Regions from separate parts of the Mus musculus genome. Here region 2 is linked to region 1. Evidence: chromatin loops called from intact Hi-C (ENCODE). Cell type or tissue: gastrocnemius. All regions are shown on one strand. Links, peaks and the distances in the headings refer to the core of each region. The heading gives the core; the rest is flanking DNA.

Evidence for each region. A loop is a pair of places that touch in the nucleus more often than their neighbours do. Peaks named below come from ENCODE experiments on the same cell type or tissue, not always from the same donor. Only the 100,000 strongest peaks of a DNase experiment are listed, where the experiment ranks them.
Region 2: a loop joins it to region 1, with 2.2 times the contacts of the local background. A loop is called at or near these places in 2 of 42 quality-filtered maps.

Annotation. Positions count from the first base shown.
Region 1 is chr12:51,874,085-51,890,857 of GRCm38, forward strand. It overlaps Heatr5a (HEAT repeat containing 5A), which reads right to left. Exons shown (of 36, transcript NM_177171.4): 30 at 15,503-15,630; 31 at 14,770-14,917; 32 at 13,914-14,186; 33 at 10,183-10,407; 34 at 7,030-7,181; 35 at 5,171-5,384; 36 at 1,789-3,532. The coding sequence ends at 3,228. Among named protein-coding and RNA genes, the nearest start is that of Gm34894, 31 kb to the left of the region's middle. In gastrocnemius, for the core only: a CTCF peak has its summit at 7,910 (motif pointing left); DNase peaks (open chromatin) are centred at 5,010, 5,854 and 9,043; H3K27ac peaks cover 3,140 bases.
Region 2 is chr12:51,637,575-51,654,347 of GRCm38, forward strand. Strn3 (striatin, calmodulin binding protein 3) reads right to left here. Exons shown (of 18, transcript NM_052973.2): 5 at 15,098-15,271; 6 at 12,530-12,656; 7 at 10,420-10,561; 8 at 5,530-5,640. Among named protein-coding and RNA genes, the nearest start is that of Ap4s1, 45 kb to the right of the region's middle. In gastrocnemius, for the core only: no CTCF peak of the experiment used is centred there; no DNase peak of the experiment used is centred there.

The sequences.
Region 1 (16,773 bases), core at 4,262-12,261:
CTATGTGGGCTTTCTGTGGGATGGTTCATATCCCTATCATAATATCCCATGCCTGTTTCTCTGGGGTTATTGACAGTGGACATTCATCTGCTATTCACCAGCTCACGGAAATAACATTTGATCATACAGAACTTCCAGCCAGGCAGTGATAGTACACACCTTTAATCCCAGCACTCAGGAGACAGACGCAGGTGGATTTCTGAGTTCGAGGCCAGCCTGGTCTACAGAGTGATTTCCAGTACAGTCAGGTCTACACAGAGAAACTCTGTGGGGTGGGGGTGAGGAGGGGCCAAACAAAACAACCCTCCCTCCTCAAACAACCCAAAGAGCCTTGCAATGCATTTTCTATTCTGACTGTTCACCCTTAAGAACTACAGAGGATATTATGTTTCCTTTACTTTTACCTACTTTGTTAGTAGAAATGGTTTGGTTACAAGGTGGGGGCGGGGTGGGGGGGGGAAGAGAGAAAAGTTTGCCTAAGATAGTTTGCTCAAAGCCCCATTCAACTGCTGAGTCATCTCTCCAGCCCTATAAAATTATTTTCCTTGCTACTTTATAACTGTAATTTTGCTACTGTTATCAATGGAAATGCAGGAATCTGACATGCTGTGCAACCCCTGTGAAAAGGTCATTGCATCCCCAAAGGGGTCAAGATCCACAAGTGGAGAACCACTGCCCCAAGGGAAGAAGGCTTGAGAGACAGGTTCAAATCCTCAGCCATTACTACTTTTCTTATCAGCAGAGTAGTATCTTAAAATTCTGCACTGTCAAAAAAGATGATGCACTTAAAAACATTATGCAACAAAATGCTGAGCAGAAATCTTAACAACCAAATGGAACAATCAAAATGGATGAAACAATAAAAGCCCATATGTTGGTTTGAATGAGAATGCCCCCATAGGCTCATATTTTGCATGCTTAAGTCCCCAGTGGATGAGCTGTTTGGAACGATTGAATGGCCTTGTTGGAGGAGGTGTGTCACTTGGGGGTGGGCCTTGAAGTTTCAAAAGCCCACACCATGCCCAAAATCCTTCTGCATGCTCCCTGGGGATCAGGGAGCAGCTCTTAGCTCCAGCTCCATGCCTGTTTGCTTCCTGCCATGAGGATAATGGATTAACTCTCTGAAACCAGAAGCAAGCCCCCAATTAAATGCTTTCCTTTATAAGAGTTGCCTTGGTCATGGTGTCTCTTCATGGCAATAGAACAGTTTGATTATTAGAGAGCCCCTAATAATCAAACTAATAGACTGTACCCAAAGAGCACCTGGGCTGCACTGTCCTTGGTAAAGAAACATGATCCTGAGTCTAACTCTGGCTCACACCAGAGCAAGTAAGCTGCTGTTAGGAACATGGTTGATGGCACAGAGGCAAGATTACTGGACACGATCTCTCCCGCTGAGGAAGCCGTCTACAAGGGAGGTAAGGTGATAGTACACTGGACTGACGGGCAGAGTAGGCATCACACTGTGGCAGTGACTACAGCAACACAGATGAGTAAGGCAGTAGTAGAATTTGGTAGGTCAAGGGTATAACGTGTTGTTAGCAAGACTTAGCCCTGGCCTGAAAGGAGACAGAGTTCACAGAAAGAACCCGGGAGAAGGGCATTTTAGATGAGAACAGCAGCAAAGATACATTCAAGCCCTCTAGGTAGACAACCCCAAACCACTGCGGGGAACGCTCCTTCGGGGAACGCTCCTGTGGGGAACACTCCTGAGAACCAAAGCCAAGGTGAAGGGAGAGAAAAACTGGTCATCTTTCCTGGATGAACACTTCAAAATACAAAAACATTAAAGAAAATTAGCTTTATTTATGTAATGTAGAAAAGTTGATTTTAGTGTTAGAGTTTGTCAAATGTTTTCCACTCTGAATGCTTTACAAGAGTATTTACATACAAACATAATAAAACAGAGTCCACCACGTGCTCTTGGTCTAATCAGTTTTTCTCAATTCTGGCTACACCTCTGTCCCTGCATTTTGTAAATTTTAACAGGAAGCTGCATCATTCTGACACAGTGGTCAATTCACACAGAACAATACTGAAGTGGAGGGAAAATGATCGTAAACAGCCAAAAAATATTTTCTACCAGTATGACTTTATCATTATATTTTTATATTAAAATACATTCTGTGTTAAAAAAGTATTCGTATTCACTGAAGTTCTAAATTTGTTGTACTAAATCTGACATTCATATAACCCCAAATCGATATAGACATGACTCTATATTAAGCTTTCAATATGAATGATTTCCACAAATAAAAAACCAAAACAAAAGGAACAGAGGTAACAGAAAATCCATCTGAGAATGGTAGGAGGGTGATCGTTCTATATTCTACATAAAAGCATCCTGCGTGATCTCAGCATAGACTCACTTAAAAGACAGAATCATGAGACCACAGCCTCAAGCCACACAGTGGGGCTGAAGCTGTCTCTCCTGTTATAAGTTGGGTAATTCTAGATTTGGTTCTTTGTTTGAGACAGGTTTCTCTGTGTAGCCCTGGCTGTCCTGGAACTCACTCTGTAGACCAGGCTGGCCTTGAACTCACAGAGATCCACTTGCCTGTCTCCTGAGTGATGGGATTAGAGGCATGAGCCTGGCTTAGGTCTAGTTATTAAAGAGTGTTGCAATCACTTATTTATTGTTGGCATTATTATTGTTAGTTAGTTTGTTAATTTATTTTTTGAGAGAAGTCCTATCGTGTGGTCACAGCTGGTCTGGAACTCACTCAGTAGACCAGGCTGGTTGGAACTTTGATGATCATCCTGTCTCAGTCTCCTCAGGTGAGTGCCACCCTCCCCTGCTCTAATTGTTGATGTTGCTTGAGAAATGCAACACAGTTTGATACGACCACTGAATAAGGCAGGAGTCCATGTAGAAAGTGGGATGTGGTGTAAGCGCAGATACTTTATAATACAGTGATAGACAGTTAGAGGACATACAGACTGTTAGAGGACATCCCTTCATTTTCAAAGCAGTGGATTGCTTAGTAAATTTGGATCTTTGGCACTTTCTTGAAATGCCTGGCAAGAATCCTGACAGTTCCATGGTCTTAGTAAATGGAAACAAAATAAAACCAGAATTACCAAGAACGTTAAGTTTCGGTCCCTCCTGAAATGAGAACGATCAACAGGATCTCCAAGTGCACTCGTGCCTCAAGTTCCACTTTTGTCCCCAAAGCAAGGAAACACCAAGCGTTACATTCAGGCGCTCAGTGTGCTAGGAGAGCAGCTCACAGGAAATTGGTCTTTAGCTGGATGCTGGAGTTCCTGGCCAGGTTCTTGGCATGCTTAGAAGGCGGATCCACTCGGACACTTTCCTGATTGCCTTTTACAGCAGCCTCCAGCCGGGCTTTCAGGGCTGGGGAAGAAGCCATGACTCTTTTAAACACAGACGAGTACCGAGGCCCAATCTGCATGAGACTGTGCAAAGCAAAGTCGTGCAGACTTCTCGTTACTGAAGTTGCTGATCCCAGAGCATTCTCATCCAAAAGGAAGGAGATGAGGATGGGCAGAAGGCAGGCCACCAGCTGAGCGCCTAGGGGGAGAGACGGCAGGGCTCAGGGAGGAAGGAGCTTCGAGTAAACTCTTCACTTGGGGAGAAACTCCACCCTCATCTATTCTCACACTGTATTACCAGTATCTGGGATTAACATTTTACACACTTATTGTGTGAGTGAGTGTGTGTGTGCGCGCACCCACGCCTGCAGAACATGTCTGTGTGTCTGTCCTCGTCCAGAGCCCACATATAGGCTAGGCTGGACAGGGAGCCCCAGGGATCACTTGCTTCTGACTCCTTGGCACTGGGACAAGTAAGCCATCGCCTCCATACCACCCAGCTTTTTCTTTTTTTGCGGGGCTAGCCCAGCCCCAAATTCACTGAGGATAACGTTAAAACCTGTTATTCTCCTGTCTCCACCTTCTGAGTGCTGGAATTACAGGCTCTGAATAACTAACTCAGGTCCTAGTGCTTCCAAGGCAAGATGCTCATTGACTGAGCTCTTGCTCCAGTTCTCCTTTTCTTTCCTGCTTTTCAAGACAGGGTTTTTCTGAATAAAGCCCTGGCTGCCCTCAAACTCAGAGATTCCACCTGTCTCTGCCTCTTGAGTTCCGGGATTAAGGGCATGTGCCACCTCCCTGAGCCACCCCTTTTTTTGAAAGATTTATTTATTTACCATGTATACAGTGTTTTGCCTACAGGTATGCCTCCTGCATGCCAGAAAAGGGCACCCAGATCTCATTACAGATGGTTGTGAGTCACCCTGTGGTTGCTGGGAATTGAACTCAGGACCTCTGGATGAGCAGTCAGTGCTCTTAACCCCTGAACCATCTCTCCAGCACCCTCTTTTTCTTTTCTTTTTAAAATTGATTTAAAAACTGTATATATATCTACTATAGTTATATCACTTTTCCCTCTTCCTCCTAGCCCCTCCCATGTCCCCCACTCTTTCTCAAATTCATGGCCTATTTATTTATTTATTTATTTATTTATTTATTTGTTTTTCGAGACAGGGTTTCTCTGTGTAGCCCTGGCTGTCCTCGAACTCAGAAATCCGCCTGCCTCTGCCTCCCGAGTGCTGGGATTAAAGGTGTGCGCCACCACGCCCAGCTATTTTTTTTTATTGGTGTGAGTAACTACAAAAATGCATATATAGCTGGGCGTGGTGGCCAGAGCTATACAGAGAAACCCTGTCTCAAATAATAAAAAAAAAAAATGCATATATAAATACAAGCTGCTGAGTCAGTTTACTTTTTATCGCTGACCACTTGCTATGGCATAACTAAGCACAGGCTCATTTCTGGGAAGACCGAGTGTCCTCTCTCTGCAGCTGTCAGTCCGGTAGCTCTGCATCTAGGGTCAGGTCTCACGACACTCCCCTGTCTTTTTGTTTTTGAAGACAGTCTCACTGTGCTGCCCAGGTGGGCCTCAAACTCATGGTGACTGTCTGGTCTCCATGGCAGGAATGCTGGAATCATGGAAGTGTGCCACCAGCCCTGGCAATCGTTTTTGTTTGCTCGTTTTTGAGACAGAGTCCTGACAAACACTAGGCCCCAGGTGCTTGAGACCCAGCCTTTGGCAGACACCACTCTCATAAGGGCCTTCGGATGAAAGAGAAGCAGACACCATGTGATTACAGACACTGGAGAGAGAGCAGGGCTCAGGGCTGATACTCACGGTGCTCTTCTTCCGCAATGGCGACCAAAGCTTCTAAGAGCTTTATTCCTTCTTGACAGAGCTGCAGCTCGGTAGCATCTTCGGGTTTCCTCCTGGCTATGTCCTGAAGCTTCTCCACGATAGAAGATGCTAAGGAATAAATGTATGGGTAGGAAACGGCCGGCTTTGGATACTGAAAAATGGAGTGGAGGAGCTGACAGGTCTTCATTTGCACCTAACCAGGCAAGATGAGAAGAAAGAGTAAATTTACAAAGTTCCCAGAACAAAGAGACACAAAGAACAAACGTTCTTGCAAACTCTTTGCAGTTAAAGTGGCAAAGGTTTATATTTATTCCTGTTCTCTTTAGTTTTGGAAGTCCTAATACCAACGGGCATTACATAAAAACAGTGGCTGCAGCAGGGTGGAGGGGCACAGAGGTGCTCAGCACAGCGGGAGGGGGTTTGCCCTCTAGCCCACTCTTCTCAGGCGTCTGTCTCTGTACTGTGTAAAACTAGCAGTCACATTATAAATGAACCCCAACAACTCACACCAAAAAAAAAAAAAAAAAAAAAAAAAAAAAGAAAAGTGTCTTACAGTGAAATTCTACACATTTGAGTCCTGTCCCAGGTGGTATACATGTTTTAAGGACTCCATCTGGCCCACACTAAGATGTGCCATGACTTGTCACAGTTGTGTCACTGCTACCCAACTTGGGCAGGTAGCCAATGACCTTGGACAAAAGGATAAAGGAAAACAACTACAGACATGCATCACCTCTCCTTAAACTGGAATAGTATTTTGAGCATTAGTATTATTGCCCCCCTGAGAAAATTTGGTTCCAGTGTCTTTGGAAATAAGAAATGTTTCTGTGTATGGGTTCCAAACTCATTTCGTAACACATGAAAAAAAACATTTAATCTAGTCTAACCTAATCTGTCATTCCTTATTTTTTTCTTTAAAGAAAATGCACAAATTATCATATAAATCCCATGTCATATCATTCTCCCCCTCCCCCCCGAAACAGGGTTTCTCTGTGTAGCCCTGGCTGTCCTGGAACTCACTCTGTAGACCAGGCTGGTTTTGACCTCAGAAATCCGCCTGCCTCTGCCTCCCAAGTGCTGGGATTAAAGGCTTCCGCCACCACTGCCCGTGATTTTGTTTTAATACATGATGTGTATGTGTGCTTCTGTGTGTGGATATGGGCACTTGAGCGCAGTGTCCACAGAGACCGGACAAAGAGATCAGACCTCCTGGAACTAGAGGTCCAGGTGGCTGTAAGCTATCCAACGTGAGTGCTGAAAACTGAGCTTCGGGCCTCTGGTAAAAAGTGCTGTTAACTGCCGAACCACCTCTCCAATTCCACGTTTTTTTTTTTTTTTTTGACAATTTTCACTATGTAGTCCTGGTTGACCTGAAACGTATATGTGGATGGACTAGCCTTGCCTTCATAGGCACTTCTATCTTTGTATCCCCAGTGCCGGGATTAGATGTAGCCATTCCACTCCTGGAGAGTTACACCAATTTTAAGATGCTCTTATTTAAACACTTAGTATTGTTTTACCTCCTTGTTTTTGGAGACAGTCTCATGTAGCTTAGGATGGCCTTAACTCACTTGTGATCTCTATCTCTAGTCCCTGGGGCTGGTATTACAGACCTACACTACCATGCTAGGTTTGTACAGTGCTGGGCATCAAGCCCAGGGTCTTGTGTGTGCTAGCTGTGCACACTACCTACTGAACCACAATCCAGCCCCTGGATACTGCTTGTCACAGAGACCGAGATCACAGAGAAGCACAGTGTGTGTACTGCAATCATAAAGGCAACACGTGTGTCTCAACAGATTGCTACTGCAAATAGCGCTCTGCTAAAAGACACTTACCACAGAGTCCTTGCTCTCCAGGGCAGCCTTAAATTTTTCAATGCAGCGATTCTGAAGGCAGGGGACGGTTGTCACTTCTGGGCTGGTAGACAAAATAAATACTGTGACGGCAGTAAGCAGACTGACTTCATCAGGTTCTTGTGCTCCGTCAACTGCAGAGAAACAACAGTTAGGAGGCTTGTACACATTGCCTTGCGTCTGTGCAAGGCTGTTTTTAGCTTGGTTAGCACAAGAGCCCCAGAGGGCGGCTGGACAGTGGTGGTGCATGTCAGCAGGCTCAAATCCCACCTGCGTGCTAGTCCACTCCTACCACACACACACACACCCACCCACCCAAAAGGACTAGGAAAGTATTCTACCTCTGAGCTCCACCCCCATTTCCCAAGGATCAGTTAGAATAAATATTCTAGTTAAATATTTTTAATGAAGTAGCTATGAAAAACCAGTAATTTTGAAAGGGTAATGCTGGGTAGTGGTGGCACATGCTTTTAATCCTAGCACTTGAGAGGCAGAGGCAGGTGGATCTCTGTGAGTTCGAGGTCAGCCTGGTCTACAGAGTTCTAGGACAGCCAAAACTATACAGAGAAACCCTATCTAAAAACAGACAAGACAGAAAGACTGACAAAACAAAATGAGAAAGAGTGGTAAACTTGACTCACTAAATTAAGTTTTAATTAATCGATTAATTAAAAATAGCTTCTTTGGCTTTTTGGCCAAGATCAAGTGTTATGATTGGTTTAAAACCCAAAATAAGGGGCTGGAGAGATGGCTCAGTGGTTAAGAACACTGACTGCTCTTCCAGAGGTCTTGAGTTCAACTCCCAGCAACTGCATTGTGGCTCACAACCATTTGCTATAGGATCTGCTGCCCTCTTCTGGTGTGTCTGAAGAGAGTGACAGTGTACTTATATAAACAAACAAACAAACAAACAAATAAAAAACCAAAACCATAAAAAACCCCCAAAACAAAACAAACAAACGAAAAGCTTCCAGGATTTCAAATAGCCTAGGCTGGCCTCCAACCTGATGTGTGGCATAGATGACTTTTCCTGGCTGCAGCTCCTGCGTGCTGGGCTCACAGGCTGAGTTACCATGACAAGAGTATGTAGTGCTGGGGACAGAAGCCAGGGCTTTATGCTGTTAGACAAGTACTCTATTAGCTCCAGCCTAGCCCACTTAGACTAAGTGGTTGTTATTTACAAACAAATGACACGCATAAACAGTAGCACCAGCCATATCAACTCAATAGTACTTAAACACCACCTGTGCCAGCCAGCCCTCTTAGGCAATAGAATACAACTTCACTATAATGTGGAGATCAAACAAAGAATTTAGGGTCAGCTAGTAACAAAAGGTCCATGCTTATAAAAACACCAGAAACTATAGAGAGCAGGATGTGGTGGCTCAAGCCTGTAGTCCCAGCTCTTGGGAGGCTAGGCAGGAGAATCTGGAATGTAAGAACTCTGCCACAAAATTCACCATCAGCCTGTGAGACTACCTCAAGAACAACAACAAAAAAATCACAAAATGCCTGACACTGGGTGGGTGGAGAGCTTTGGGGGCTGACGCCCAAGAGGAGACGCAGTGAGAGAGCACTGAGTTCTCTCAGGTGAGCTGGCACACGGTAACAAAGTGACCCACACAGCAGTGTCCTGTGTGGTGCTCAGACACTTCACCCTGGCAGCCACCGTGTCTGAGTAAGGAACAGGAATCTGGTCATTTGCCCAAGCCACAGCAAGTCAGTAAGTGGACGGTGTGAATGCAGAGATCACAGACATCCAGGGGCTCTCATGCTTCACCCCCCTTAGCGCCCCCTGCAAAGTCATTTTTAGTCATTACAGTCTGCTAGTTAGTTTAGTAAAAATACTTTTAAATGTCATCAAGGTAACTATGTCCTGGGTCTCTTCCCATTTCTTCTTCAGCTCCTTTCCTGCCCTTTATTTTCTGAGGATGGATGGGAAGTCTGCTTAGCAGCAGGAGTCTTGTGAGGCTCAGGCAGTAGAGAGCAGGCCCCTTGCCAACAGCTGTCTGAGTGAGTCATTCTGGAATCCAGTCCTCTAGCTGTAGCCCTGGCCAGTGAGTGTCCTAGTAACTTCATGAGTGGCTAAGGCCTGGACCTCAGAAACTAATAGGTAACAAATGCTTTTCTGTTTTAAGCCACAATGTTTTTCTGTTTTAATCTACTAAGGTTTTTTTTTCTTTTTGTTTTTCTTTTTTTTTTTTTTGTTTTTTTTTTTTTTTTTTTTTTGAGATAGGGCCTGGCTTGGCTAGGTTGGCCCTGAACTCACTATGTAACTAAGGCTGGCCTTGAACTCCTGATATTCTTGCTTCTCCTGCCAAGTGTTGGGATGACAGGCAGCATCAGGCTCAGCTGGGAGGCAAGCTGTTGCTCTGCAAACATTTTACCTTCACGATCGGCTCCTAGTGACCTACGTTAACAGTTGCTCTAACATCTCCGTCCTGATACACACTGAGCCCAGACACCACTGTGTGTCTGTGATAAAGGAGAACTTGTCATGATGGAGACTGTGCTCTTCCATCTTCATCTCTCCTCCCCTCTTACGCTGGCAGAGGCTGACACACTCAAACGTGCTGTGATGTATCTCGTCCTGCTATCTCGTCACCACTGTATAATTCCACCTCCAGCCATTCTCTACCGCCTTTTCTCTTAAATATGGATTGCACTAGAGGGTTGCCTTTAAAAATAAAGCCTTCTTGCCAGTAGCAATGGCAGGGACCTGTAAGTCTCAGGGAGACACTGTTACCTATCTGTACTTCCTCCTCCCAGCTACACTTTCGCCTTCGGCTCTCATCTGTACCATCCTTGCTTGCCACTTTTCTAAGACTCTTTTCTTTTCCTTTTCTTATTTTTCTTTGTAGTTGTAGTCCTGGCTATCCTGGAACTCTGTAGACCAGGCTGGCCTGGACTCAAGAGACCCACCTGCTTCTGTCTCTCTTGCCAATTACAAATGGACAAAGACATCGGAGATAATGAATAATAAATCCGAACACTTTACATACCTGCTAAATACACAATACAGTCTCTTCTGGGTGAGACTACCAAATATGAGCAACAGAATAGCTTAGCCAAAAAACAAAAAACAGAAACAAACCTAGCATGCCTCTCACATTAAGACCTAACAGTCCTACTGACCTGGGCTCCAGCAGTCAAGCACAGTTGCTAATGCACTTTGGAGGAGGCTGGTCCAAGCTTCGTGGCTCTTTTCTGCCCGGGCCATGGGGGAAGTTAAGATTCCTTTCAGAGTCTGCAGGGAAGCCGTGACTGTGCAGGATAACTGGCCCCCAGGTAACTTCACAGCCGTTTCCCGGAGGACTCCGATGGTAAGGTACAATACTGTAGGGAGAATTGAGATGCTGCCTGCAAGAGAAAATGAAAACTCTGCATTGAGCATGCACATTTTCTGAAGTCACCAAGGAGGGCTGGAGGGATAGCTCATCAGTGAAGAGCACCCGTTGCTCTTGCAGAGGACGCGAGTTTGATTCCCAGCGCCCGCACAGTTGGCCCATAACAGACCTTTTTTTTAAAAAAAGATTTATTTATTTATTTATTTATTATATGTAAGTACATTGTAGCTGTCTTCAGACACTCCAGAAGAGGGGGTCAGATCTTGTTATGGATGGTTGTGAGCCACCATGTGGTTGCTGGGATTTGAACTCTGGACCTTCGGAAGAGCAGTCGGGTGCTCTAACCCACTGAGCCATCTCACCAGACCCCATAACAGACCTTAACTACAGCTTCAGATGATGCAATGCCTCTCTGACTCCTGTGAGAACCAGGAATGCACACAGTACATATACACATGTTCTGGAAACACACACATACACATAAAAGGAAATAAATGCAGCTAGAAAAAAAGCTGAGTCATCAGGAATAAAAGGGTGTCAGAGGCTTCCAGTGTTTGCTGTCAAACAAACACAGCTTCGAGGCACAGCTCAGTGCTCCTTCTTCAGCACCAACTCATCTTTCCCAAAACACCACCCAGAAAAGCTCTAGAGCATTTCTCATAAATTGTAACTATTGAGAGAATTTAGTAACTCTAGACTGGCTGGCTAGCCAGCACACCCCAAGCCTTCTCTGCCTCCCTAGTACAGGGACTACAAGTGTATGCAACTATGCCACTATGACAGGCTTTGTATAATATGGTTCCTGGGTTCCAACACAGGTCCTTATGTTAGCAAGGCATCCTAATCAATTTATCACTCAAGCGACTTCCCCATCAATTAAGATTTTTTACAGTTGGATCAAATTCTGATAGTTGTAACTGGAAATGTTACTTTGGTTGTATTGCTTAGTGTCAAGTTTTTTTTTTGGGGGGGGGGAGGGGTGGTGGTTCGAGACAGGGTTTCTCTGTATAGCCCTGGCTGTCCTGGAACTCACTTTGTAGACCAGACTGGCCTCGAACTCAGAAATCTGCCTGCCTCTGCCTCCCTCTGCTGGGATTAAAGGTGTGCGCCACCATGCCCGGCTTTTATTTATTTATTTATTTATTTATTTATTTATTTATTTATTTATTTATTTGGTTTTTCGAGACAGGGTTTCTCTGTATAGCCCTGGCTGTCCTGGAACTCACTTTGTAGACCAGGCTGGCCTCGAACTCAGAAATCCACCTGTCCCTGCCTCCCAAGTGCTGGGATTAAAGGCGTGTGCCACCACCGCCCAGCTATTTATTTTTTTAGTGTCAAGCTTTTCATAGCTACCTATTAATCTTTCTTTCTTTTTTTTAAAAATAAGGTCTCAGTATGTATTACAAATGTGGCTGTCCTGGAACTCACTCTGTAGACCAGGCTGGCCTCAAACACACAGGGATCCTGTGGCTTCTAAGGCCTTTGCCTTCTAAGTCTCGGGATTAAAAGTGTGTATATCACTATGCCCTGCTAAGCTTTTCCTATCCTACTTGTTGTAGTTTGTTTAATTGCTTTTGAGACAGGATCTCACTGTGTATTCAGGGTGGACTTGAATTCCTGATTCTTCTGCCTCAGATTCTGGAGTGCAGGCATGACAGGCAAGTATCTCCAAGTCTAGTTCTAGCTTCGCATTTTGAAGGACACAGTCCTGTAGCTCTAAGTATTTTCACAATGTGATGAAGGTTCATTACTACTCAATTTATTTAAACTATGTTTACAAGACCTTTTGTTTTGGGAACTGAACCTAGGGCTTTACTCTTGGTAGGTAAGCACGTTCTACTACTGAGCTATATCTCCTCGGAACTCGCCTTCTCTTTTAGCTTTAATTTTGAGATAGAGTTTCACTAAACTGCCCAGGTTGGACTTGAACTCGGGATGTAGGTTGGTCAGTTGCTGTGTGTGCGTGTGTGTATGTGTGTGTGTGATGGCTCCACCTTATTTTCTGTGACATTCTCACTGACTGGCTGGCTGGCTGGCTGGGTGGCTGCCTCATGAACTCTGTGGCTCTGCCTGCTTTTGCCTCTCCCTCTACCGCAGCACTGGGGTTACAGGTACACACGGGCCGCTCAGCTTTTGAGGTCATGCTTGCATGGCAGGAACTTCACCACCGAGCCATCTTCTCACATCCTGTGCTAGACTTTGTTCAAAAGACAAATTTTAACTAGAAATAAAACACACCTACACACATATTTATCTTTTATATGTAATAGTTACATATAATATAGTTACATGATGGAGAAAGCTATAGATCTTCATAAGAAATAGTGTTTATACAAGAACAAACAAAACTCATTATGAGAAGGTCTCCAGGGAAACATTTTCTGATAAGGTGAGACCAGAGTTAACTTTGAAGGAAGAAAACATTAAAAAGCTAGATCAGTGCACTGTTTGCTGGAGAAGCTGGACACAGTGGTGAACACCTGTGATCCTAGCATCCCTATGGCAAGATGGGAGGCGAGTCACCTGGAAGCTTGCAGATCAGAGACCCACATGGAGCACCACAGTGACAGGAGCAAGAGCGAGGCTGCCGCCAAACAAAGTAGCAAGAACCGACTCCCGAAACACTCTTCTCCAACACACACACACACACACACACACACACACACACACACACACACACACACACACACGGTGGCAGAGTGGGCCTACCTGACCCAGAATTAGGTGGCTTATGCTCACAGAAAGTATGCCCACTGCAAACAACAGGATCAGCAGGGAGCCTCTGGCAGGCAGTGGAGTTAGCAGCACCCAGAGAACCCTAGGAGCTAGATGAAAGAACTGAATGGATTTGGTCCCAAACAGGACAGGGCATCCTCATGACAAATTTGTCATATGGAGTCAGAACTGTCCACCAGATACTGCACACTGAAAATGTACAAGTACTACTACTTGATTTAAAATACTGTCAGCTTGATGGTCAGGGCACACTCTCGCATGCTCCAAGCCTGGGCTCCACGCCTAGACCTGGAGTAAGAAGGCAGTCACAGGAAGCGCATTCACCATCACATCTGCTGTTTGTGGCTTTCACTTTCACCTCTTGGTGAAACAAATTATATTAGACTGCAAGACTAATCTTACAGGATTATAAAAAGTACTCAAATGAGAAAATGAATAGCAACTAGGTCAGTCCCCTTCTTCTAGGACAGTGGCTGGCAACCTGGAGGCCATGGCCCCACTGTGGACTGTATATCAGGTATTTACATTATGATTCACAGCAGTAGCAAGTCAGTTATGAAGTAGCAAGGAAGCAGTTCTACGGCTGGGGTCACCCAACCGAGGAAGTGACTGAGAGGCACGGCTCTAGGTCCTACGCACAGCACAGCATACCTTCAGGAGAGCACACTGCAGGAAGCTCACACAGCACAGCATACCTTCAGGAGAGCACACTGCAGGAAGCTCACACAGCACAGCATACCTTCAGGAGTGCACACTGCAGGAAGCTCACACAGCACAGCATACCTTCAGGAGAGCACACTGCAGGAAGCTCAGCAAGGATGGCCAGGGCAGCCGCCACCAGTCTACTTCCCTCCTCCAACAGGGTCTTCGGCTTTGAAGCCTTTCCTCCTGGGCTACCTGCCAGCTTAGGGTTCAGTTCTGGGAGCTGTCTAACGAGGATGCAGACACAGAGTTCCAGGGTTGCAAAGACCAAAGACTTCCCAGGTACGAGTCCTCCTGTGTCCTTCCCTTCACCAAACTCTGGCAGGGTTTCCTTCTCAGAGGCTCCATCATCAACTGAAACACAGAGGGAACAGTGCTTAAGAAATACTTGCTGCTTGCTTGGCTCCAAGTAGGTGGCAATTCCAGACAATGCATTTAGTGGCTAAGTCCTAGGTGTGAAAAGCTTAAGGAAAAAGCAGCTCTGAAGTTAAAGTTGTTTTTACTATGAGTTCTCATTACAGTGGGTTAAAAATAAAATTCTTGTAATCTTTTCAGCCTTAAAATAGTGCCCGATCAAACTCATCTCTGTGCTGTTATAAGTGAGAATCTGACAGCAGCAGCTCCAACAGCGACTCTGTCATCTTACAGACTGGCAGCGGCTGGGCACAAGGATCAGACTAGACTCTGCCCACCGGCCCCCACATACTGCCCACTTCTGCCCGTTTGCTCTTTAGGTCTGTATTGCCGTCTGCCCTAGTTTCAGCAGTATCCAGATTGTGTGGTTACCCCGAGTAACACTTGTGAAGACAATGACACTGCGCTGCGTTGTGTGGCTGCGGCTGCGCCTAGGGGAACAGCGCTTGCCCACTGCATACAGAGTGTATGACTCTCAGAACTGGAATGAGAAGAGATGCTATGTCACTGAGTTAATATTTACCTTCTGCACTACGTCTTTTTTCCTTCACATGTTCTTGGGCGGCACAGATAATCTGCCTGACCACTTCAAGTGAAGCCAGTTGAATGGCTGGTGACTCTCTGGTCAAAATTACTCGGTGTAGTACATTTAGCAATTCAATACCCAAGTCCTGTCAGAAAACATGAAGTGGACACTATTGGAAATTACATTTGTTTATGTCAGTTCATGTGTGTGTGTGTAAAAATAACAAGGTTAAATGTAATGATAAAAGCTCAAAAAGACAGAATTGAATAAATTCTCTTTTTAAAAACAAGTATATTGCCAGAACAATAAAGGAATATATCAGTACTTCTCTGCTTTGAAGCAGTCTTGTCTGCCTGGCCTAAACTTGCCAAGGATGACCTCAAACTCCTGATCCTCCGGCCTGTTCCTACAGCGCTGGGATTTCAGGTGTATCACCATGCCTGGCTTATAACACTGTAACAAATATCAGAACACTTCTCAGCTCATTTCGGTGAGAAATGGTACTATGACAAATGATCATTTTCATTCATGTCTGAGATGATACTGGAGACACAGCCAAAGGCTGACGTGTAGATTCTAAGATTAATATTAAAATTTTCTTGTAATAACAAAGACTGGAGAAGTATTTCTAAAGTAGCTCCTTATAATACACAGCAGCGTCCCGACTCAACCCGAATGTAGTTGTGGTCTCTGACGTCAACAGAGGTCTACCCAAGGCACAGTCCAGCACCTGATCACTGCCAATTCTCCACCTGGGCCAAGGAACATCGAGCAGGGCCTGCAGTGCACGCAGACAAGCCATGATGCTTTCCAAGCTTGCATCTGAGCGCAGGGAACACAGGAACTCCACGCTGATTCCTGGGAGAGGAAAAGCAAGATGCCCCTGAGATTCTCAGTTCAGACTGTTGGATGAGTCTATCGTGATGAGATAAATACACTGACTTAGCAAAAGACAGCACAAGTAAACAATACAGTTTCAGAGAGAGAGAGTGAGAGTGTGTGTGTGTGTGTGTGTGTGTGTGTGTGTGTACACGCGGGTGTGCACATGCGTGAGTGCCAGGGCTTACGTAGTCCAGGCTGGCTTTGAACTTGTGTTGGATTCTTTTTTGTTGTTTTTGTTTTTTGTTTTTTTTCAAGACAGAGTTTCTCTGTGTAGCCCTCAATGTCTTGAAACGTAGTCTATAGACCAGTCAGGCCTTGAACTCAGAGATCCTCCTGCCTCTGTCTTCCCAGCACTGAAATTAAAGGTGGGCACCACCACTGCCTAGCTTCTTTTTTTAATTAAAAAAAGTTTAAGGGCTAAAGAAATGACTCAGTGGTTAATGAGTACTTACTGCTCTTCCAGAGGACATGGGTTTGATTCCCAGCATCTACAAGGTCGCTCACAACCAACTATAACTCCAGTTTCAGGGGCTCTGACACCTGGCTTCTGTGGGCATGAAGCATGTAAGTGGTGGGCAGATATATATGCAAGCAAAACTCCACACACATAGAATAAGATAATAACTTTAAAGTTAAAAGACTGTGTGTGCTGGATCCTTAGAGTAGGAGTTACAGGTGGTTGTTTTGTGAGCTGCCTGATGTTGTGCTGGGAATTGAACTCGGGGCCTCTGGAAGAGCATCAAAAGTTATTAACCTTGGAGTTACCTCTCCGGCCTCCTGATTTTCTTAAAAAAAAAAAAAAAAAAATCACTGGGTATACAGTCTTGAAACTGTTGAGAACAACTCATTGAAAAACACATCAGCATATTCACACACACACATATACACATATATTTTTAAAAATACAAATACAGAGAAATTTACAACATTTGCAGAGGCACACTCATCTTTCAAAACCTGTGGAGTGGCTGGAGAGATGGCTCGATGGTGAAAAGCATACACAACTCTTCAGAGGATGTGAGTTCAGTTCCCAGGGGCCCCAAAGCCTTCTTCTGGGCACTGCGTATGTGTATATACAGACAAAGCAGGCACACACTCATACTCATAAATTACAACTCT
Region 2 (16,773 bases), core at 3,551-11,550, 240 kb before region 1:
GCGGAAGTAAAGCTAGTTAGACAGAGGAGAAGATGAAAAGAAGGGACAAGTACTGACCTAAGATTAAAACAAACAAACAAACAAACCAACCACAAAACATTGGCTTGTTTACATTTTTAATCCAGGATCTCAAGTAGTCTAAGGCAGGCCTTGAATTTCTGATCATCCTACCTCTGCCAGGTAAGTGCTGGAAGTACAGGCACTGTCACCATGCCTAGCTCAGGGCTGTCTTAAAAGTATAAAACTGAAGCCAGGAACAGAAAACAAATCATCCTTTGTATAATAATGTCCCTTTGCTATGAAACATATTTGCCTTTCTCAATGTACTGATTGATATTACATTAGAAAACGTACAGTGATCAGGTAACATCAAGGAAGGAAATGGTAAAATCATGCTATATATTGAAACAGTGAGCAAGTTACTCTAGGGAGCATTAAATGAATCTTTCTGTATTTTTGTATGTGAGTACACTGTAGCTGTACAGATAGCTGTGAGCCTTCATCTGGTTGTTGGAAACTGAATTTAAGGACCTCTGCTCACTCTGGTCAACCCTGCTCACTCCAGTTGGCCCCGCTCTCTCCAGTCAACCCCACTTGCTCGGTCCCTGATTGCTCTGGCCCAAAGATTTATTTATTATTATAAATAAGTACACTGCTGCTGTCTTTAGAAGAGGGCGTCAGATCTCATTACAGGTGGTTGTGAGCCACCATGTGGTTGCTGGGATTTTAATTCTGGACCTTTAGAAGAGCAGTCAATGCTCTTATCTGATGAGCCATCTCACCAGCCCCAGGTTCCAGCCCTAAATGATCTTTTTATCAAATATTATAAAACACTGTCCCCACCTTGCAAGACTTTTATGCAAATACTCTAATCTTCCCACTCAGTAAAATCTTTATTATACAAAGCCCCTACTACATTTTCAGATTAAAGAAGCTGACTCCCTTCCCCTCTTCATTTCCTGTGCATAAATTCTTTGAAGACTAGCCAATCAAGTAAGACTTCAATCGGACCCCAGCTAATGGAAAAAAGACAGCCAACTGCCTGTGCTGGAATAAGAACCAAGTACACTTTCTGTCTCAGTATATTTTGCTCCACAGAGATTAACTAGAAAAAAATTAAAAGAAGTTGCTCTGTTAAAAAACCAAGATTGTAAATGTAAGTACAGTCTCAAAATGTGAATCCATGAAATCCAGAAAGGCAATGCATCTTTTGAAGAAAGAAAACAAATTTGAGGCAGGATCTTGTAAGTGGGCCTGAAACTTCCTATACTGCTGAAGATGCTGCTGAACATCTCACATCTTGCCTCTCCTTGAAATTACAAACACGTAAAACCACACTGCATCTATGTGGTACTATGGGCAGAATTCAAGACTGCATGGACGCTAGGGCAAGCAATTCTACTATTTGTGCTACATTCCCAGCCCAGTATTATGTTCTCAAGTCAACACAATTTTATGTGGCACAAAAGTAACAATCTGCTAAGAGTAAAAGCAGTAATACAGTTTCGTTCTTTTCGTGTTCAAAGACAAATAAAAACAAAAAATGTTTAAAAGACTTTTAATTCCTCTGATATTCTAAATAAAAGGTTGCCAGTTTTTCTTGTGAAACAATCAAGTGTATAATGTTCCCAATGCTATGAGCCATGTGCTATTTATAAGCATCATTAGTTTATATAGCTTTACTGAGTTAACACATGGAGGAAAAAATGGAGGAAAAAATGGAGAATATCAAAAACTAGAAAATTCTATGAAACTGAGATTTTGTTGTTTTGTTTCAAGACAAGATTTCTCTGTGTAGCCCTGGCCAACTTGGCACTTACTCTGTAGACCAGGCAGTCATGGAAGTCAGAGATCTTCCTGCTTGTGCCTCCACCAGGTACTAAGACTAAAGGTGTACGATACCACCACACGGATGAAACTGAGATTTTAAAAATAAAAAAAATATTTTTCTCACTTTCCCTCCACTCTCAGATATATACCTCTAACCTCTTTCCTCCAATTGCTTATTTGATTTATTTTGTCACTGCAATAAAAAGCTGACCAACAAAAGTGTTTATATAGGTGTGTATTTTAAAAAAAGATATACTTGCAATATACAGGGTTTGGTGCTATTCAAGGTATTGGGTTATTTACTGGTGGTCTTGAAGCATCCTTTATTTAGCTAGGATACTACCATTTTTCCCTAAATTAAATCTACACAACAATTTAGTTAAAATTTTCATACTGAACTCTGAATTCACCAATTTTTAATTTATAAATAATTTCATGAAGGAAATGTGGAAAGTAAATAATTTCTAATCATTTCTTTAGAAACCTAATTCTTTTTTGTTTTGTTTTGGTTTGTTTTTGGTTTTTCGAGACAGGGTTATTCTGTGTAGCCCTGGCTGTCCTGGAACTCACTCTGTGGACTAGGCTGGCCTCAAACTCAGAAATCTGCCTGCCTCTGCCACCCGAGTGCTGGGATTAAAGGCGTGCGCCACCACCGCCCAGCTAGAGACCTAATTCTTTTTTTTTTTTTTTTTAAGATTTATTTATTTATTATATGGAAGTACATTGTAGCTGTCTTCAGACACTCCAGATGTGTCAGATCTCATTACGGATGGTTGTGAGCCACCACGTGGTTGCTGGGATTTGAACTCTGGACCTTCGGAAGAGCAGTCAGGTGCTCTTACCCACTGAGCCATCTCACCAGCCCGAGAACTAATTCTTAAGTCCTCCCCTACACAGATACACATAGCTGATATCTGCATAAATATTTAAAAATCAGAAACAATTTTAAAGTTTAACAAAGACCAAGTTAAATGCACAGAAGTATTCTAAGAGCACGGAAGTTTAGATTTGAGAACCTAAGGTTAAGGCTAAGGATGTAAGCCAGGAGAAAATCATCTGCGTGTGTAGAACTTAAGGCTCCTACTCAACATGGTCAGAAGCCAGAGGGTTTACTCTGGATGGATGCAGAAGAACGCATCTATTATCTTAGCACTAGATTGAGAAAGAGAGACAAGGAATACAAGTTCAATGGTAGCTTAGGCTAGATTGAGGTCCTGCCTTCAAACAAATAGACTCTCTTAAGAGATGCCTACAACACATACTCTTGGGTATGTCCTAATGTACTTCTAAGTACCTCCCTTTCTCTTAATCCTCATGCTTAAATTAAACCTATGGTTAAAATACCTTTTGTAAAATCCCAACTTCATGTCTAGATAGACAGAGAGACAGAAATGCAAACAATAACAAAATTTATATTTTGTTAAAACACATAAAATACAAAAAGCTTATATACAAAAGTATTTCAGAGTTTTAGGAAAATAGTATTACATGCAAATATTAAATGCAGTTCATTTAAATGCAGTTCATTTCTAACCAGCGTTAACAGTTAAACTTTCTTTTTGTCTTTATATTCATAAACTTTAAATAAACAAAAACAAAAAGTATCACTAATATAGCTGGTCTTCAACCTCCTATATAGCCCAGGCTGGCATTGAACTTGCCAGGGCTATACATATAAATCCTGTCTCAAAACAAACAAACAAAGAAAGCAACAAAACAAAACAAAAAACCTTGAGATGCTAGATATATTTCTACTAACTCTCAAAAAGATCTAGATCTATTCATAGTGTATATAGAAGCAACATTAAAATGTTTAGCTGATTAGGTCAGTACACAGCATATAAAATATAACCCGAAGTTATTTTAAAATAAGTTATTTTCCTTCACTCAATTTGGGGGAAGGGTGGTTTACTGTTGTTTGAAACAGGGTTTCTTTGTATGGTTCTGGCTGGCTGTTAGCTCTGTAGACCAGGCTGGCCTTGAACTCAAGAGATCCATCAGTCTTTGCCTCCCCTGAGATTAAAGGCATAAGCCACCACTGCCCAGTTATTTTATTTCTTAAAAAGAATAAAATTTAAATCCTAAAATTCAAATGTGATTTTTATCTAAACTGAAGTTACCCATGCAGTAGTACTTTCACACTCAACATGCATACATTATGGGTAAATGGTGTTAAAACTAACAGAGCTCCAGTCCAGCACACAATGCTTTACAAATAAGGAGTTCACAACAGTCTGGAACTTCTTTTTATACCCATGCAACAACAACTAGTACAAAGTTATACAACTGTCAGAAGGTGGGGATTTAGCTCAGTGGTAAAGCACTTGCCTAGCAAGCATAAAGCTCTAGGTTCAGTCCCCAACACCAGTGAAGAGAGGAAGTGAGGGAAGGAAAGGAGGGAGGGGAAGGAGAGGAAACTCATTGGTGAGATTCTCAAAACTCCAGTTAACTCCGCAATAAATTAAATGATTCAAAAACGGCATTATTGAAGAAAACACTATTCCTGATATTCCTGCCATTTTATAAGGTAATGTATCTGTCACTAGAAACAGGAACAGGAAAGAATTTCTGTCTCAGTCTGTTTTGCACGTTTGTCCTTGACACACTCTTTAGATTTTGTTCGTTTGTTTGTTTGAGATAAGGTCTCCTAGCAACCACGGCTAGCCTGGAGATCCTCAGGTAGAGAAGGCTGGCCTTCAACTCAGGACCCGACTGCCTCTGCTTTGCCTTGTGAGTGCCAAAATTAAAGATATGTGTCTCTCTGCCTGCGAAGATTTATTTATGTTTGTGTGTATGGATGTTTTGCCTGTATGTATTTGTGCAACATGAGAATGCAGTACCCACTGAGCAATAATGGGCACCAGATCCTCTGGGATTGGAACTATGTAGCTGGTTGTTAGCAACCATGTACATGTGGGAATTCAAGCCAGGTCCTCTTCAAGAGGTGTAAGTACTCTTAACTTGATACACTTAAAACAACAACAACAAAGTTGGCCTACAAGTCAACAGCCAATAAAAATGTTTCAAACAAAACTTCAAGTCTCTCCATTAGTATGGCAGGAATGAGCATTTTCCTTGGGTGCTCTCAGGTATAACGCACAAAATACAAGGTTACCTGTCCGAGAGGTTCTACAGTCATACTTTCACACATAGGAACAAGCATGCAGGCACCCAAAAAGAACCAGTTATGGACTAAATAACCCTTATGATCACCACCACTTGCAGCACTGTCACTATAGTGGTGTAGTCAAGTAATTACCCAGAAAAAAAATGTGGTTGCTAATTGTCCTTGGATTATGACCACAAGCAAAGTCCTAGGAAAGGATTACCTATCCCACTTACTTAAAGATTCTCAAACTAAGAAATCCTGGTAATAAGGAATACCTTCAAGTAGAAATTATAAGAATTTGTATTGTCATTCTTTCTGAACAAATTTCTATTATTTTAAATTCCAAAGCCAATATTCCTTTTAATTTGATAAATCTTTTAAATTTTTGAAAATCTTTTTACCTTTACTTTACATATTTGAAGTGATTTTCTATTTGACCAATTATAGACCTTATATTTCAATTACACAACAGACAAAGTTTAAAGTTAGTTGCTCCCTTTATAACATAAAAAGTAAATTGCATCCAAAAAAAAAAAGCCCTTTTGTTCAACACAGCATAGGAAAATGGTAATAGTGATAACTGCACTTACTCTTCACCCCTTTCTTCCCCTTTCGCTCCTTCTTGTACTGTTCCTTCAGTTTACTTATTAGCCCCTGGTCTACATCCCAAACCTCAGCAGTTGGGGAGAGGTCATCTTTATCTACATGCAGCATATTATTAAAAGAAAAGAAATCAGCAGTTGGCAATGCAAGCTGTTGGCAGTAAACTGTTAAAGGCTTTACATCATCATAATAAAGATGTTATAATAGCATATACTCAAAACACTTTAAAGGTGCAGTCTCAAGTTTGGTATTCACAATGTAAATGTTCTTAAGTTCCTAAGTATTTAATATCATCAACAGGTAAACAAAACTTCATTTTTATATATGGCAAATTTGAGTATTTCACAAATGGACTAACATTAAAAATATAATATTAAAAAATAGACCACTGCATCTTTATAAAAATGTTAAAAAAACTATTCAGCCAGCATCATATAAGCAAATGAATGAATTGCATGCAAATTAATAAAGTGCAAGCTGTAAAAGTCAGTGCCACTTCACTGATGAAATCAGTCATGCATCCCTGTCATAATAGTTCTGCATGCACAGGGTAACTGTACTATGGCAGAAAGGTATTCTAGTCCAACATATACATAGAGTTTCCAAATACAATGTCTCAGATTATTCACACAAAGCATTCAAAGAACACCACCTGTGTCCATCCCTTCATAACCGTTCAACATTTTGTTACCTTTTTTCCAGTAAAAATAACACAAATAAGCAAATTCATATTCCACTGAAGTTTTGACTTGAGCTATTTTTTTTTTCATGGTAAAACAGTGATAAGCACAGAGAAGTTAAAACACATACTGCTCTATACTTGGTAGTATTTTTCTTGTGTGTTTTCAGTAATATTTAAGTAAATACTTATGATGGGGGAGGCAAATAAACTCATAGTAAACTAGAGAACTCTTAGAACAAAATAGTATAAAAATAATTTTCTTAGACTTATTTTACTCATTAAGGATTTTTCTTCATTGAGTTTTAAGGCAACTTTATTATTATTAAATTTAATAGTTACACATGAACTGTTTTAGAGTCCCATTAATAAATAAAAAATCATATTCAAGCTCTTAGTTTTTATACTAAATAGTAAGATTTTAGTTTTAAATTCTGGTAGCTAAGCATATTTTGTTTTCTAAATCTCATAAGTGCCGTAGGCCTCATTCAATCATAGAGAGTAAGAGAAAGGTTTTCCTGTCTCTCTGGATTGATGTGTAAAAGTAAGCATAACAAGGTCTTATGTTTGAACAGAGAGAAAAAATTCAGAGTTCTAATTCTTTTATACAGTTGTTATGCCTTTTCTCTATCATCATAGGTGGCTGGTATGTGAAAAGATGTTAATTTGCTAAATTCTGTTATTTGAAACTAAAGATTAGTATTTTCATAAATTGTCAAATGTGTAATTGTAGCAGTTTTAATATTGATATAAGAAAAACCTAATTTTTAATGTACTCTAGACATAAGGGCTCCTGAAACCTATGCTGTATCAGAAATCGTTTTCATTTACTGAATAATGTGACCTGAGTCATTTGAACTCATCTCTGCTGGAGGACTGGGTATCAGATCACAGCACCAACTATCTTGGACTCGTGATCCTCCTGTCTCTGCCTTCCTGTGAATTATGGGCTTGCACTTCAAGACCTCATATAGTCATCTTAATGAAACTAATGATTCCTGTTGTCAACTACTTACACTAAAACAAATTGACACATTTTAAAAGAAAGGTTTTACAACCCACAGACTAAAAATAAATAAGTAAACCTTAGGCCTTATGTGGTGCAATACATAGGAAAGAAAACTAATTATGATGACTAATTTTCTAAAAGTCCTGCATAGCAAGAATGAAGCTGTGAATAGCTGTAAGTACAATAGCAAAGAATAGAGTGAAAAAGCAAAGGAAAAACGTTATTACTTGCAAGATAACCTCAAATCTAGAAAACAAAGTAAACTAAGGAGGTGCAAAGAACAGGTGGATGCATATGTGCACAAAAACATCTTGGAACTTGCCTGGTAAGCAACAGATGGTTTGATATTGCTTATAAGAAATAGGTAAGAGCAAAAGGGAAGAGGCAGGAATACCAAGAAATGAAGTTGAATCAATTATGGAAACCTTGTTTTTTTTCCTTAAAAGAAAACACAAACATGTACAAAAAGGGTGATTCCTAATAACCTGAAACCATAGAACAATAAAATTCTATTATGGTAACTCTATTACCAAAGCAGAATGCCTACTAACCATAGTATAAATTTATAACTATTCATGTCTTGAAAACAGAAATATTTTATCACTTGTCTATAGATACCAATATTCTGGTATTAATTATATTTTGCAATCTTATTAAGTCCAGAGATCATAATTTCAAAAAGCTGAAGAAAATAAGTGAATTTTCTTTTTTTTAAAGATTTGACTATTTGTTTTATGTATGTGAGTGTGCACACCGTCACTGTCTTCAGAGACACCAGAAGAGGGGATCAGATCCCATTACAGGTAGCTGTGGGTCACCATATGATTGCTGGGAATTAAACTCAGGACCTCTGGAAGAGCAGCCAGTGATCTTAACCTGAGCCATCTCCCTAGCCCCTAAGTGAATATTCTTAAAATGCCACCTATCCCCATAAGAAAAAAAGCAAACGACATGCCTGCTAATACTTGTAACTATATGAAGAACATAAGCTGCTAAAATTAAACTATATTATCTAATTAAATAACAGGCAAAGACTTCATAGCTTCCATTAAAAGCAGTGGTTTCATATGATAACAAGATAGTGGAGTATGTTTAAGACTCTTGAATTAATGTGAATCTAAAAACCTTCCCATTTAAAAACCATTATAAATTTGAATAAGTGAATTAAATATAACGGTAGTGATTTTTACATGCATCCTCTTAGTTTAAAAAAAATGAACATAATAGCTGTTGAGTAAATGAATTTCACAAACATTGCATAGATCATTTTTGCTTTTATATAGAAGCTGCTTAGATCACTATGCATATAACACACTTTAAAGTTACAGTCTTGTTTGATACTAAGAGACTTTCTTGGTTATTTACACTTAAAAAGAAAATGACGATCAAGAGCTGTTACTCAAAAATCAAGTCCTCTTTATAACTCCACAGCCAAATTCTCTGAACAAAATACTAATTACTTGCATATGACATCATTAAAAAAAATAATTCTATTTCATATCAATTTCTCAACTGTTTTTCCTTTGTTCTAAAAATTAAAATTATAGCAACTTTAGTTAAAGGAAAAAGAAATGGTTGTATGCCAAGATTTAGCCGAACAGATGTTGTACAAACCTTTAACTAATAAGTAAATTATACATATACACATATATATGTATATATATTCATATATTTAATGAATATCTCTGTAATACTGTAGGTGATTTCTAATTTTATATATGACATTTATTTATGGTCCCTAATATATATATACTTTAAAATGTTTGTATAATTTAAACTTTTACATAACAAATCTTCTGAAAAAAAAAATCGTACTTTTGAAGTTATAAGAATAATACAAAGGCTGGATATAAACTTTTTTTTTCCCTTTTACTATTTCTCTTATAAATAAGTAATCTCTGAAAATATAGCATTTTAGGAAGGTACAAATATGTCCAAACCCAGACAGTAAATGTTTATAGTTTCAATTACTATGCCCCTTCTATTTCTACTTAAATTAAAAATGATGCTTTGAGCTATAAATGAGAAGAGTAGTAATTAAAATCTTTTAAGTAATTGCTTTTTATACTAAGTCAAAAAATATAGTATTTATAGGTTTGTCTCTCCTATTAGCAATGTTCCATTTCAATACATAAATGAGGCTCTCTAAAAAAGATTTACTTCATTTTTATTTATATGTGTTTTCATACATCCATGCATGCCGATCCCTGCAGAGGACAGAAGAGAGTGCAAGATCCTGAAGATGGGACTTACAGGTAGCTGTAAGCCCCACATATGTGCTAGGAGCCAAATGCTGGTCCTCTCCTCTGAGAGAGAAATGCTATCCCCCTAGTTCCAACATTAAAAAACAAACAAACAACAAACAAATAAAAAACTCTGAAATGTGGTTTGTTTTCTGGTTTGCTGAGACAGGATTTCTCACAGTATACCCCTTGCTGTCCTGAAAATCCCAGGGAGATTTGAACTCAAGAGACCTGAGTGCTGGGACTAAAGGTATAAACCACCAACACTCAGTCCAAGTGTGTTTTTCTTCACACACATATATATATTATAAAGTATATTAAACAAACCTCAGAAAAGCTCTATAAATACACTTGAGTTCTACCACAACCAGAACTATTACCTTGAAACATTTTACCTACTGATAGACCTTTTCTTTCTTTTGATTATGGATGCCTACTACTAGCTTTATATATCACTTTCAAAGTTTAGGCCCTAACATTCACATAGAGAACACTATATGCAATAAGTGTAATATTCTCACTAAATCTTGCTCGTTGTTAGGCTATGATCAGAATTAATAATTTTATTCCTTCCCAGAATTTAGAACAGGTAACACCACCATATGGACATACAAGGAATTCTCTTAAAGTCTTGATTACCTAAAATTAAACGATGGGTATGAATAAAAATGAATGATTCTCGCTTTAAAAAGATCTGTTAGAGGGAAAAAATAAATTTGTAAATCAACAGACTACTTCAATTCAAGATCAACTTCAGAAGTCAAAAGCCACATACTAAAAATCTCAGTCATAAAAACAGTAAACTAGAACCAAATAGCTCAGTATCAATACCACTTCTTGCTCTTAATTTACCTGCTACCATACACACAGAGCCCACACAGGGTTTAGTAATAAGGACCTGAGAAGGCTAGGTTTCCCTCCACCCCAGACTTCTGTGTCCCCTTACCCCATTCTGTACCATCCCCTGAACTCCGTGCTTCACCAGCCCCTTCACCATCTTCTGCAGTCACTAAAAAGTCGAATTCTTTCAGTGCTTCCTCAGTATCTGGATCATCAGTTAAGTCAGCAGCTAAACCTTCATTACCTATCTGTAAAGAGAAGATGAGCCAATAATTAATAATTTTATTCTACACTTTAAAGAGGTCCTTTAGTATTTCCACCTAACAATACTTACAGATCTACTTTGAAATTATTCAGATCCACAATTGTCCTTTTTCCTATGATTGATAAGTCTCAAACTATGCTCTAGACATAGATAAACAGTTCAACATTGTTGTATGAAGATCAACTGTAACATCTGACACAAGTGATGAGGTGCTGGAAAAGGCCAAAGTTTTACTCAAGAGTGTCCTTTATAGTAGACTCACAGATGATCCCTACTGGAGAATCATTAAGTTATCCTGAATTGGCTGAAGACACTGAGAAATGTATACTAGCTCTATGATTCATAGCAACACAGAATAACCACCAATAAACTTATACTAGTTGTACAACAAATAATAAAAGCAACCTACGTCCCAGAACAAACTAGTAAGAAAAGGAAAAAAACCCAGGTTTCTGAAATGGCTCAGCAGGAAAAGCAGCTGCGTGATGAGCTGAGTTTTATCCTAATAAACCAAATAAAGGTGGAAGGAAAAAACTGACTGCACAAAGTTGTCCTTTACTTCCACATATGTGCTATAGCACATACACACTCCTCCATACACATTATATAGCACAAAAGCAAGCCTCTATCCAACAGAGTGTATCATACTTGTGAAAAGCTGGAGAACGGCTGAAACTGCTTTTGTAGACTGGAAGCTTTTGACAAACACTTGCTTTTTTTCTATATTTCTACAAAATCTCCGGGTACTACAACTGAATTTACTCACTTTTTTTCCTTTTTTTGATAGACAGGGTATGAAGAAGTCAAACGACTTCAAACTCATTATATAGGTGAACGACATCCTTGAACTCTCTATCCCCTACCCTTACATTCCATGAGCTGCACCACCAAATCCAGTTTATGTGGTGCTGAGGCTGAAGGCAGGAATTGGTGCATACTAGTCAAGTACTCTGACATACAACCTCGGCCCTTGCCATTAAAAAAAACAAACAAAAAACAAAAAAAAAACTGCACAAACACTTGAAATATTGATCATTACTACTTTGATGCTTAAAAATGGGGCATAGAGTTTACAAATGGTCCAGCAGAGTCAACTCCCCATCTACTGCTACAATACATCAAGTTTGCTTCTTAGAGTATGAGGGAAAATAATTTTTTATTTATTAATCCTTACCAAATAGCCAGAATGCTGGCACATACTGACAACCCATACATCAGACTCTCATCCAAGGTGGGAGCATCTACACCATGGTTTCTGTTCATTTTTCTCCCATGTGATACTGTAAGATAAACTTCAGTGTGACCCCAAGTTGGGATAGGATTAAGGAATGTGTACTGGCTGGTTTTGTGTGTCAACTTGACACAAGCTGGAGTTACCATAGAGAAAGCAGCCTCAGCTGAGCCTCCATGAGATCCAGCTGTAAGGCATTTTCTCAATTAGTGATCAAGGGGGAGGGCCTAGCCCACTGTGGGTGGTGCCTTCCCTGGGCTGGCAGTCTTGGGTTCTATAAGAGAGCAGGCTGAGCAAACCAGGGGAAGCAAGCCAGTAAAGAACATCCCTCCATGGCCTCTGCATCAGCTCCTGCTTGAGTTCCAGTCCTGACATCCTTTGGTGATGAACAGAAACATGGAAGTGTTAAGCTGAATAAATTCTTTCCTCCCCAACTTGCTTCTTGGCTATGATGTTTTGTGCAGGAATAGAAACCCTGACTAAAACAAAGTGCTACTTTAAAAAAAAAAAGAAAAAAGAAAAAAAAGCTTCAAGCCACTGGACAGTACTTTAAAAATAGACCTTCTCTCAGATCATTTAGTGAATAACATATGAAATCATAATTCCTGCCATATGTACATGAACGGAGTAGGAGCTGGCAGTTATTATAAACCTTTTAAGTACAACTAAAATAATTACTGTTCAAATCACTGTGTGGAGGAATATCGTTAACTCTCCTACTTTGTGCTTATGGATCCGAAGTTTGTCTTTTCCTTCTGGGATGCCCTCAATCATGTCATTTTCTTCTTCATCACTGTCATCAGCATTTTCTAAGAAATTGAATGTCTCGAGAACATCACCAGGGGGCCTGTAGAAAAGAGAAAAGATGATTCCAACTATTTCAAAGATTGACTCTGGTATTTCTTCCTGCTTTCTATTCCTATACCCTTCTTGTTATCTAGTGATACTACAAATTGAACCCAGGATGTCACACATGCTAGACAAGTGTTAAATCAATAATCCACATTCTGACCCTTCTAATTCCTAGTTTAAAACTACTTGAAGGTGGCATCTGCAATTCAAACACAACCTAATTTTTTGTTGTTGTGAGACAAGATCTTACATAATTCAGATTAGTCTCAACTCATTATGTTGATGAAAATAACCTTTAACTCCTGATCCTCCTTTCCCAGTAGGCTCCTGGTTCAAGATACCTTAATTATAATATAGTGCCTAAAACTTTTATTCTAGAGTATCTTTAAAGATTATTTGTGCTCTATAATTAAAATAAGGATTGTTCTGTGTTTAATAAGTTTCAACCAAAGCTTTTTGTCTACATTTTAGGTAAATGCTATAAGAAAATAAAATCTGGGGACGGAAAATGGCTCAGCAGGTAAGACTATAGGTAAGAGATCTTTCAGTAGACCTGAGTTTGGGTCCCAACACCCACATCAGGTGGCTTACAATGGTATGAACTTTGGCTCTAATGGATACAATGCCTTCTTTGAGCCTTTGCACGCACTTACAACTTATATGTACATAACCTCCCATCTCACACACACACACACCCCAGCATAATTAAAAATAAGTCTTTAAAAAGAAAAATAATCTACTAAGATTAAATGATCAAACATGCTATTATTTCTGAAAAATATTTAAAAAACAAGTTAGCAATTTTTTTAATATTTACAACCACTTATACTTTAGCCTAAATATTGGAAGGCTAAATAGTAAAACACAAAAGCTAAATTTATTAGAACTGCCCATATTTAAAATTATAAAGCATATATTACACAAGATATACCACTCTGGGGAGCAGAGGAAGTTCTGAGTAGATGTACGTTGTTGACATGAGCGATCCAGGCTTGGTGTGGTCATATGCATGATTTTGATCAACCCAGTGGTTGGGTGGCAGAAGCAGGAAGATCTTTGAGTTATAGGCCAGCCAGAGCCACCTAAAGAACCTTGTCTCAAAAATACAAAAAGAAAAAAAAAAAGACCCGAGTGACTAAACCTCAGCCCCATGGGGGTTGCAAACCCTTTACAGGATGAGGCTCAATGTGGTAGCAAAACCTTCCTCTGATCCAATTGTGAATGCTAACAGTTTGTGTAGAAATGCCCATAGTAGCTTTCTAACCCCCAAACCCAGAAATGAAGGTCCTGAAGACTGCTCGCTCCCCTGTGAGGACTGCTCCCCTGTGGGGACTGCTCCTTACCAAGACTAGCTAACCTCCTTATTCAGCTGTACACCATAACCCCCACTTCCTTGTTCAGTTTTATATAATAAACACACTAAGCTTTCTGGGTGATGTACTTCTCCATCAGAGTGTCCAGGAAGCCATCCCAGTTTTCCTGTGTATATGTGTCCAATGTCTGTAATTTCTTCATTCCCTTCCATTATCTAGTTAGGGTTCCTAAACCCGAGAGGTACCAATCCATCTTATAAATCTCCCCCCCCCCGACATTTTTTATTAGATATTTTCTTCATTTACATTTCAAATGCTATCCCAAAAGTTCCCTATACTCTCCCCCGCCCCGCTCCCCTACCCACTCACTCCCACTTCTTGGCCCTGGTGTTCCCCTATACTGAGGCATATAAAGTTTGCTAGACCAAGGGGCCTCTCTTCCCAATGATGGCTGACTAGGCCATCTTCTGATACATATGCAGCTAGAGACACAAGCTCTGGGGGATACTGGGTAGTTCATATTGTTGTTCCACCTATAGGGTTGCAGACCACTTCAGCTCCTTGAATACTTTCTCTAGCTCCTCCATTGGGGACCCTGTGTTCCATCCTATAGATGACTGTGAGCATCAATTTTTTTTATACAGCAAATAAGTATCTTTAATCTATTAAAATGTTTTCAAGTATTTCAAAACTACTCCAGTAACAGCTAATAACAATAATCTATTTTACTACTATATATAAAAAAGTGGCTTTGATAGATTCATTTAATATCTAACAATAAATGCAACTATAGAAAATATAGGGCTGGTGAGATGGCTCAGTGGGTTAGAGCACCCGACTGCTCTTCCGAAGGTCCAGAGTTCAAGTCCCAGCAACCACATGGTGGCTCACAACCATCCGTAACAAGATCTGACCCTCTCTTCTGGAGTGTCTGAGGACGGCTACAATGTACTTACATATAATAAATAAATAAATAAATCTTAAAAAAAAAAAAAAAAACCTGGCTCATCTTAAAAAAAAAAAAAAGGAAAGAAAATGAGACTACCAATGAAAAGCCACTGTTGTATCACTGATTTTGACTTCCATAAGTTAAATGATGTTAATCAACAAATACAAATCATACCTTTTGATTTCTTGTCCTTTTTGCTTAGGAGATTCACCACCATTCAAGATCTGTTCTAAATTCTTTGCTTCTACAGATCCATTTGGCTCTGAATTAGACAGTCCAAGTAATGACCTTACCCGTTGAGATCGTACATCTAATATTGTATCTGTGTATCCTACTTCCTGAAGATACCTATCAAGAGAAAATTAAATGCTAAAATTCAACATATTGTTAACATCTGCCACCTTCAAATCATATTAAAAATTAAAGAAAAAAAGCCACAATCACACAAATTAACTTTTTCTTTGTCTCAATAGCTTCGTTATAGCCTAATTCCAGGTCTAAGAGAATGATGTCAACTTTAAGTTCCAGGACATCCTATACCCTCCCCTCTGACTTATGTAGGCAATCAGCATATATGTGGTGCACATGTATACATCCAGACAAAACTCATATACATAAAACAATCTTTTTTAAAAAATGAATTAAGGCAGGTGTGGTGGTGCACACCTTTGATCCCAGTACTCAGGATGCAGAGGCAGCCTAATCTATAGGCGTTCCAGGATAGCCAGAGAATCCTGTCTTGAAGAGAGGAGAGGGAGGGGGAGGGGGAGGGGGAGGGGAAGGGGAGGGGAGAGAAGAGAAGAGAAGAGAAGAGAAGAGAAGAGAAGAGAAGAGAAGAGAAGAGAAGAGAAGAGAAGGGAAGAGGGAGGAGGGGAAGGGGAGGGGAGAGAAGAGAAGAGAAGAGAAAGGAAGAGGGAGGAGGGGAAGGGGAGGGGAGAGTATGACTAACTACCATTGAGTAAGAGCCAATTATCTCAATACCTAAAAAAGCCTCAGTGTTGAAACGTTTTTGAGATACATAAACACAGGTTACATGCCTTTATATAGACACATATAAGTATCTATTTAAAGAATAGATATGTAAATTTATACACATACATGTAAGCACAAATACACAATTTTCACATGTTCAAGGTATGTGAAAGAATAAGTTCTCAGCCAGGGATTGATAGATGGACTAATCCCCCCTCAAGGATCTCAGATTCCAGACCATTCCTCCAAAGTTCACTCATCTAAACCAAATACTTAATAGGCTATGACTTTAATTTCACCAGGGTTATCAGTAGGATACAAGTAGCAAAATTTCCAACTATAAGAAAAAGAACCTGGGCTGGAGAGATGACTCAGGGGTTAAGAGCACTGACTGCTCTGCCAGAGGTCCTGAGTTCAATTCCCAGCAACCACATGGTGGCTCACAACCATCTGTAATTGGATGGGATGCCCTCTTCTGGGGTGTCTGAAGACAGCAACATTGTACTCATATAAATTAAATAAATCTTAAAAAAGAAAAAAAGAAAAGAAAAAAGAAAAAGAACTACTAGATTAAAAAAAAAAAAAACAATAAACAGAAATTGCCATAGAGTCATCATCTCTAGTACATCAACAAAGTAGTATCAAAAGTTTCCTCAAAAAAAAAAAATTTTTTTTAAAGATTTATTTATTTATTATATGTAAGTACACTGTAGCTGTCTTCAGACACTCCAGAAGAGGGAGTCAGATCTTGTTACAGATGGTTGTGAGCCACCATGTGGTTGCTGGGATTTGAACTCTGGACCTTCGGAAGAGCAGTCGGGTGCTCTTACCCACTGAGCCATCTCACCAGCCCCCTCCTCAAAAATTTTAACTAAGGT